Regions from separate parts of the Mus musculus genome. Here region 1 is linked to region 2. A link is a contact called in ENCODE POLR2A ChIA-PET data. All regions are on one chromosome and are shown on one strand. The core of a region is the stretch at or near the end of the contact, and the rest is flanking DNA. Distances in the headings are between cores, read along the strand shown. Region 1 holds the start of Fam32a (family with sequence similarity 32, member A). Region 2 holds the start of Tpm4 (tropomyosin 4).

What was found. ChIA-PET counts read pairs that join two places held with the same protein, here RNA polymerase II (POLR2A).
Region 1: POLR2A ChIA-PET joins it to region 2 with 26 read pairs in Patski. The contact joins the promoter of Fam32a here to the promoter of Tpm4 in region 2. POLR2A ChIA-PET finds 5 or more read pairs at or near these places in 2 of 5 experiments (Patski and embryonic stem cell).

The regions. Positions count from the first base shown.
Region 1 is chr8:72,218,339-72,222,659 of GRCm38, reverse strand. It overlaps Fam32a (family with sequence similarity 32, member A), which reads right to left and starts at 2,915. Exons shown (of 4, transcript NM_026455.5): 1 at 2,800-2,915; 2 at 2,578-2,719; 3 at 679-732; 4 at 1-478. The coding sequence starts at 2,873. The coding sequence ends at 410.
Region 2 is chr8:72,132,638-72,136,879 of GRCm38, reverse strand. It overlaps Tpm4 (tropomyosin 4), which reads right to left and starts at 1,592. Exons shown (of 8, transcript NM_001001491.2): 1 at 1,427-1,592. The coding sequence starts at 1,558.

The DNA.
Region 1 (4,321 bases), core at 1,666-4,165, 84 kb before region 2:
TGTCCCACTCTTGCTTCAGGTGGTGTTGCAGATGCAATCTGATGTCCAGGTGGCCCAAAATAGAGCAGCACTGTGGGAACTTCTGTGGTGGTCCACGTGAGCTTTCTGTCCTGGCATTGTGGTGTAAGTGAAGACAGATGCCGCAATGGGGGTGGGAGGGGGGCCATCCTTCCAAGGCCTTCACCCAGAAATGACCTCAGCATATCAATCTACAATGTTGCTGTCCAAACAGGAAAGGGAACTACCCCAAAACCAAAACCCAGTGAAAGGACACCCTGACTTTAATCAAGTCTCAGAAAACCTGGTCTCAGCAGATTCACCAGCCAGGTGTAAAACATTCTAGAAAACACGGAGGGACAAGACAAAACACTGTCAACCTGGCCTTCTGCCTTTTTGCACCAGGGGCAGGTTACTTGGTCCAGCTGACTTTGGGAATGTCATAGTGCTCAGTGAGTGTATCCAGGTGTCGGTTGAAGTCCTGTAGAAGATAGACCACATCAGTGTGAACCAGATGGCAATATCGCCGCCTGCACCCAGACCATCTCACATACTCCACCACAGGTCTCACAGCACCCAAAACAAGCCATGCCTGAGGGTGGGCTCCAACAGTCCAAGCTGCACTGTCTGGGCTCTGGCTACCCCCCCATGGCTCAGTCTGCTGACAGGTGCAGGGCTCACCTCCACTCTCTGTTTGTGGGTTTTTGATGCCTTCTTCAGGATTCTTTCCATTTGCTGGAGAGAGAAGAGACCAGGGTGAGTCCCCATGACTGACACAGCCCAGGCTGGAGCTGCACAGATGGGGGTAGGGAGCCATAGCTCATTGATGCCCAAAGCAGCTGCTATATTTGGGAGGGACCCTGCTTAGTCTCCCTACAACCCCAGTATTCCTCATGGGCAGATCCTGCCAAAAGCTGGAAACTGGCTTTGAGAGGCCTGGAGCCACGTCCCACACAAGCAGACTCCTCTCTGGAGTAAGAGACTCCAGGTAGGAAGGGCAGAACCCGAGTGCATGCTCAGTGCTCCAGCTCGCATTTCTGTTGCTATGACAACATACCCGCCTATCTGGCTGGCTATTTCACCTTACAGTCCATAAAGAGGGAAAGTGAAGGCAGAGACTGAAGGGCCACAACTCAGTCAAGAACAGAGATAAATGGAAGTGAGCATGCTTCACACTCAGTTTTCCTTTGCTGTTACATGGTTCAAAACCCAAACACTGGGGGCTAAAGATCTTGAGTTCAGCTCAGAGCCAGCACTAAATGGTGGCTCACAATTTTCTGTAATGACACCCTTCCACACCTACTACACCCTATGGGAATGTCACAGTGGTCAGTGAGTGTGTACAGGTGTCCGTTGAAGTCCTGTAGAAGACAGGCTATACCAGTGAACCAGGTTGGCAGTACCCCCATCTCTACCCAGCCTATCTCACATACCCCACTACAGGTCTCATAGTACCCCAAAGGAGCCTGAGGAGGCACCATGCCTGAGCGTGTGCTCCAACAGTCCAAGCTGCATTGCCTTCGGCTCCCCCTCTGGCAGCACAGCACAAGAAGACAACACACTCATACACATAAATAAAAATTTCCAACGGTCTTCCACCCAGGGCTGGAGAGATGGCTCAGAGGTTAAGAGCACTGACTGCTCTCTTAGAGGTCCTGAGTTCAAGTCCCAGCCCACATGGTGGCTCACAACCATCTATAATGAGGCCTGGTGCCCTCTTCTGGTTTGCAGGCATATATGCAGGCAGAACACTGCATACATAATAAATAAAGTCTTCCACTCAGGACCAGAGCTACCAACGACAGCAGGAAGGGGTGGCAGACCCTAGGGGACTCTAGTTTGTATCAAGTTGTCCAATTAGGGTGCCCAGAAGGGCCACAAGACCGTAGCCAGCCAGCCCATGTCGTTATTCAATTGCAGAGGCAAAAAAACAAAACAAAACACTCCACTGAAGTACAGGCTATACCAGACCAGAGAACACAATTGGCTGGGAGACAGCAAGGTGACCCACACATCCCAGAAACTCTGTGGGAGTTCCAATACATAATTGATGCCCTTTGTTAGATGGAGAAGGTGCCTTCCTGGGTTTTCTCAACAGGGATATCACATTGTAACACTGCATCCTAGAAGTTCAAGTCTACAGAGATAGTGCCAGGACAACCAAGGCTACATAAAGAAACCTGTCTCAAAGCAAACTAAACAAACAAACAAACACCCAAAATAACTAGTATGGCCTTGTGGGCCATGCTAGCCTCTCCAGGAACTAAAAAGCTGAGGCAGTAGTTCAGGGCCAACTGCAGCCTACATAGAGAGTTACAGAAGAGCCTGGGTTCCATCCACACACACACACAACCTTCAAATAACAAAAGTACATTTGAAGCTAGGAAAGCGAGTTGTCATGGAAACAGACTTTGTGGTAACTTAAGAACAATGAACTTGGCTAGCATTAAGAGCTGATGACATCTGTCTTCCCAGTTCACAAGAAGACCACTTTAGGCAGGGCTACCAGGCTACCAGGAGTTGGGAGAAGGCCTGGGCTACACGGGCAGTTGGAGCCGGCCTGTTCTGCCCCTGCCTCACCCGCTTCTCCTGCATCTTTTCGAAGGCTGCCTGCGCCGGCGTGCGCTTGTCCAGGCAGCGCCTTTTCTCCTCCTCGCTCTTCTTGCTCGTCCCCATGGCCTCCAGCATCTTGGCCTTGTCTTTGTCTTTCTTCTTCTTCTTCCTGAGAGAGAGGGGGACGGTAAGAGGGGCCGGAGCTGGGGGTCGGCCCTCAGGGACAGACCGCGGGCTCCCGGGCCTCACCGCTTTGTCACGCCGAGCTCTGCCACGCCTTTCAGCTTCAGGGGGCCCTTCTGGACTTGCTCGTAGGCCTCCATAGCGCTCGCAAGCCGTGCCCCGGGAACTCCGCCACACTTCCTGTTTGCATACAGTACTTCCGGCCGAAACCCTCCTCGCTTCCTTCTGATTGGTCAGCTAGGACGCACGCGTCCTCAGGGTTCAGAGTAAGTGCACACTTCCGGTCTCGGGTAGTCTTGGCAACTGTCCAACAACATAGCTCGCCTAAAGACACACTTCGTATTTGGGCGTCCATTTCTGACTTTATGGGCATCCACTTTTGCTTTGTGGCATTATTTACTTAATTACTTTTTTTCCAATTTAGAAAATTACAATTACCCAGAACTCCAGAGACAGAGACAGGAGGATCTCTGGATCTCTGGATTCAGCGTGTTTTATGTAGTGACTTCAGGTCAGCCAGAACTAAAGACTGTGTCTCGAAATAAGTAATAAGAAAGAATAAATCTGGGGCTGGTGAGATGGCTCAGTGGGTAAGAGCACCCGACTGCTCTTCCGAAGGTCCAGAGTTCAAATCCCAGCAACCACATGGTGGCTCACAACCATCCGTAACAAGATCTGACTCCCTCTTCTGGTGTGTCTGAAGACAGCTACAATGTACTTACATATAATAATAAATAAATCTTAAAAAAAAAAAGAAAGAATAAATCTTTAAAATTACATTAAAAGTTAGTTACCTGTATACGTGTATGTGAGTGTGTGTACACACGTGCCAGAGCACACGTGGAGTACAGAGGACACTTTGCAGTACTCTCAGGCCTTATGCTGTGGGTTCCTGGGAATCAGACTGATGTGGTCATATTTATAGACGAAGATCCTTTGTCTGCTGAGTCATCTCAATGGTCACAATTATTTTTCTGTGAGTTTGAGGGCAGAAGTGTCATGACACTAAATGAGTCTGATAAACGTGGAATTTGCTGTGTAGACTGCTCTGACCTCTAGCTTGCTGCAGTTCTGACTGAGCATGCAGAAAACTGGAACTGCAGGTGTGTGCCACTGCCCTAGCTTGTCTTGTTGATGTTTTATAGAGGACAGGCTTGCTATGTAGCAGATGATTAAACTGTCTTTTTGGTTGTTTGTTTGTTTTGAGACAGGGTCTCACTGTGTAGCCTTGGCTGTCCTTGTACTCCTTATGTAGGCTATGCTGTTGTGAATTCAGGGATATCCACCTGCCTCTGCCTCCCAAGGGCTGAGTTTAAAGGTGCGTGCCACCATGCCCAGCAACCTTACTTCCCAACTACTGGGATCACAGATGTGCTGGGATTTTTTTTTTTCTATAGCAATTTTGGGGAGTGGGGAGGTTACATTTATTTATTTGTGTGCTGTGTAGAGCAAGTAGAGGTCAGAGCACAACTGTGGGAGCTGCTTTGCTCCTTCCACTGTGTGTCCAGGGAATCAGGCCCCTACTGCTGTTCTGTGAGAGGCTCTCTCTGTGTGCGAGGCTCTCCTTACACAGCCCCGAAGCTTGTGA
Region 2 (4,242 bases), core at 343-2,842:
CCTGCAATCAAAGCCTTCCACCGGCTACAAAGGGTTTCCCTTATAAGGTAAAAGAGGCTTGCTAGATACTTGTGGCCAAGCAACAGGAAGACGTCGGTTAATCACACAAAAATCTAAATGAAACCAGCTGTTGGGACACAAGCCCAGAAATCAGCTACACACACCCCAACCCCATTTCTAGTCTGGGTGTTTCTGGCCCGGAATCAACTTGAGATGTCTTTCTACAACCAAAAGAAGCATGCTTTCCCACATGAACTTTTAAAGCAGCTCAGAGTTTTCCAAAAGGCATCCCCCGCACTCCACCCTTGGGCCGCCAAATTCCTGGCTTGGCTGGAGTCTCGAGGCCATTTTGGAGATGTCTAGGGTGGGACGGGCGTATGAGAAGCCGTAACAGCTACTGTGCAGAGCTTCCGCCCGGTTCTGAGGCTTTCTCCAGCCCGAGCGGTCCTTGAGGGATTCAAGGCTTCTACCCAGGCCAGGCTGTCGCCCAGGCAGTCTTGGGAGGAGTCCAGGCGGTACCTGCACTGCCAACTCCACCTAGCCTTTCAGTTTCTAGGGTCCCCGCCCTGAGTTCCCACACTACGGCTTCAGGAGACCTGGGCAATCACACAACACTTCTTCCCTTGTCTGTGAGTCTCCTTCGCTAGCAAACACCGCCCTACTACTCAGGCAAGGGGCTCTCCTTGCCCCGGAAACGTCTGGAATGCCTCTCCCTAGTCTTTTCTTTCTACCCACCTGTAGCAGACTTTTGGGAGACACGAATCGAACGCTTTGTGGGTGCCAGAGCTGGGCTTAGAACCCAGACCCATCTCTGGCCCCGGGCTTGACCCAGGGATGAAGAGGAGGCGCGGAGGCCTTTCCTCTTTCCGAACTATTCATGCACCCCGGTCCCTGAACTCTCAGGGAAGGCGCATACAGTGGGCGCTCCGGCGTCGGGCAGGCCCCCTAGTGGATATTACCTGGGGCTAGGGGGACACAGGGTGATGGTGGTGGTGGTGGGTGTCCTGCAGGCCAGCGTCCAAATTCTCCTGTCCCCACCCCGCCCTCAGCGGACGTGTCGCGGCCGCACCCTAAGGACGTGCCGGGAAAGTTCGGGCGCGAAGAAGCAAAAGCGCGCACCGCCCCCGCCCCCACCTTGGTCAGCCGCAGACAATGGGAGCGCGGTATTTGCCCCACTACTCCGGAGTGCCCCGCGCAGGACTGTCCCCCCCGCAACCTCCCAGTTCCTGCCCCGCCAGCGTACGGGGCTCCAGGATCCAAGGGTATGGATGATCAAGGCGGAGGGGAGACGGAGGAAGGGGGAGCTAGAAGCATGCGGAGCTGGGAAGAAAAGAGGGCGCCAGGGAGCACTGCGGGCCCGGAAGCGCGCGGGACGAAAAGTGGGATCGGGCGGGGGTCGCGGACGGCGCGGGTCCTGGTCTCTCACTTTCTCGCGCCGCTCGCGCTCGCCATCCAGTTCGCGCTGCAGGCCTTGCGCGCGATCCTCTGCGTCGTCTGCCTGCTGCTGCAGGGCCTGGATCTTGCGCTTCACTGCCTCCAGTGAGTTGAGGCCGGCCATAGCTCAATCGTTCTGCTGGGCTCCGGCGACAGCTGGGCGGCCGCGCCCGGGCCCGCCAGCCTTGGCCACGCCGGGGCCGCCCCCGCCTCTCCCCGCCCCCCGGCCCTGCTGTCAGGCCCATGAGGTCACCCGGGCCGGCCGCGACGTCAGCACCGGGCGGGGGGTGGGTGGGAGGGGGTGGCTGACGTCGGTGCAGCTAGCCGCCTTTGCCCTGTGGGCTCCTCGTCCTCCCTCACTGCCCGCCCCGCCTGGCCCAGCGGCCGCGCACTTACCTGGGAGCCTTTATTCTCCGTCTGCTTTAGAGTCTTCTTTAAGTCTGTCAGGTCCTCGGAGTGCCTGTCCAGTTCGTCCTCCACGCATTTCAGTTTCTTCTGGAACTACGTCAGCTGCTCTTTCACCTGGGGACACAGAAGATAATGAGTCAGCCTAATGGTCCATTGCCCGGAGTTTGGGAGGCTGAGGCAGAAGGACTGGGAGTTTAAGGCCCTGCAAATGAACAAAGTCTTTATGAGCTGATGAGATGGCTCCATGGGTAGAGGTGCTTGCCACCAAGCCTAATGCCCAGAGTCCATTAATCTCACACATGCGCCCACATTAATGTAGAAAGTAAAAGGTTTATATAAAGAAGGTCTCATTCAGAGGACACAAGTTTGTGAAAGTAAAAAGTGTATATAGACAAGGTCTTGTACAGAGGACTCAGGTTGATTCCCAGCTCCTGTTCCAGGGGAGCCAACATTCTCTGCTTCCATGACCCCTTAGCATAGGCATGCATGCATGCAAAACACCCTCACATAAAATATAAAATACTCCCTCCACATACACAGAGCGGTAAGTGTGCATTACTGAATACAGAGGGATTTTACTCTTGACCTAAGGACTGGCCATTCTTGGACTCATAAGAGTCCCCACTCTCTTGAGGAAGTCATAGCTTTAGTTTGAAACACTACAAATTGGATTTTGCATTCTCACTTTCTGAATGCAGCTCTCAGGTGATCTCTGTTTAAGCAAAGTGGAGCCTATAGAAACTCCCAGTTTTGTAGGCAGAAACTTTCTGACCAGTGTGCAAGCCCTTTCCCCTGCTGAGAAACTTACCCTCAAGAGCCCCACATCCTGCTCCCACTCCAATCTGGCTCCCACACCTGGCTTTCAGGTCTGTCCTGGAAGAGACCCACTCTCAGGGACCAATTCCCCTCTAAGATCAAATTTTCACTCCTCTAACTTTTGCACATTTGTTAGGCATCTGTTTTTTTGTTTGTTTGTTTTTGTTTTTGTTTTTGAGACAGGGTTTCTCTGTGTAGCCCTGGCTGTCCTGGAACTCTGTAGACCAGGCTGGCCTCGAACTCGGAAATCCGCCTGCCTCTGCCTCCCAAGTGCTGGGATTAAAGGCGTGTGCCACCACCGCCTGGCATGCATCTGTTTTAATTAATGTGTCCTTTAACCTTCCCCAGAATCTAGTGCTGTTTGTTCTGAGAGTCTGTCCCCCACAATTCCTGTTTTAGGCATCCCATCAACCTCTCTGAGAACCACTCAGCCATGTGACACCTCCTAGCTGCTAGGGTCACTCTTGTGTCAACTCCACAGGATCTCTGTATCTCCTTCTATCCCTGATGCTGTATGTGGTCTAGAGCAGGACTCCCCTCCACCCCCCAGTACTCCAGGCCAAGCTTCCTGTCCTTCCTCAGCAGGAAACACTGAGGGTGGTTGCCTTTCTGTAGATTAACACCCGTCCACTCACCACTTCCCCCAACCCCCCAGTTCTTAAAATAAATTTGATAGGGACTCCATGCTCACACCAATACTCAGATCTCTGTGGACAGTAAGTATTACGATGATAACCAGCTATATATGTGTGTCTGCACACTTGTGAGTGTGTGTGTGGGGCGGGTGTGTGTGCGTGTGCGTGTGTGTGTGTGTGTGTGAGAACATGCAAGTGTCCACTTCTGCTCCCCCTCTTTTTCTTGACACTGCTTCTCACTGTATAGATCAGGATGGCTCTAAATTCACAGACATCTGCTGCCTTTGCCTCTTGACCCTGGATTAAAGTTGTTTTCTTTCCTCCCACAGGGAGAGCTTGTCAGAGGTGCCACCTGGGAAGTCCTGAGGCTCTGGGCTGATGGGAAGCAGGCACAAGGCAGACACTCTTTAGTGGATAGGAGTTAGAGCCCACCCTCTAGATGGTAGAACCAGGCTTAGATGAGCCAGCAGACAGCTGTTCCAGCTGGCTTATCTGACATCTCCAAGGCCACTCTGGACCTGGTCCCAGTCTGCCACTATGATGGATGTGACTGGGCCCATCATATCATTCCTAGCACTTCAGGCTAAAGGGAGGGCCTTGACCTCTAGACAGAGAGCCTGGAGTCTTGCTCCCAGCCCCAGATATGTAACCCCCCCCCCCGTCACTTTTCTGGCCTTAGTTTCCCTATGAATACCTTGATCTGGTGAACTTTGAACACTTTAGGGCAGGTAGCTGTCTTTGACTAAGAGAGTCAGTCAGTTCCCTTAAAGACACCTCAAAGACCAAGACTGGCCTTCACCCATTTGTCTTCCTTCTGGACCTGTAGAGTGGAGTATTTATGGGGCACCTACTGTATGCCAAGCATGGGAACTCTCTCAGTGTGAATCAGATTTGACTCTACTGGACATGAATCATAGGCTATAAAGGTGTTTGAGGGGTTTTGAATTTT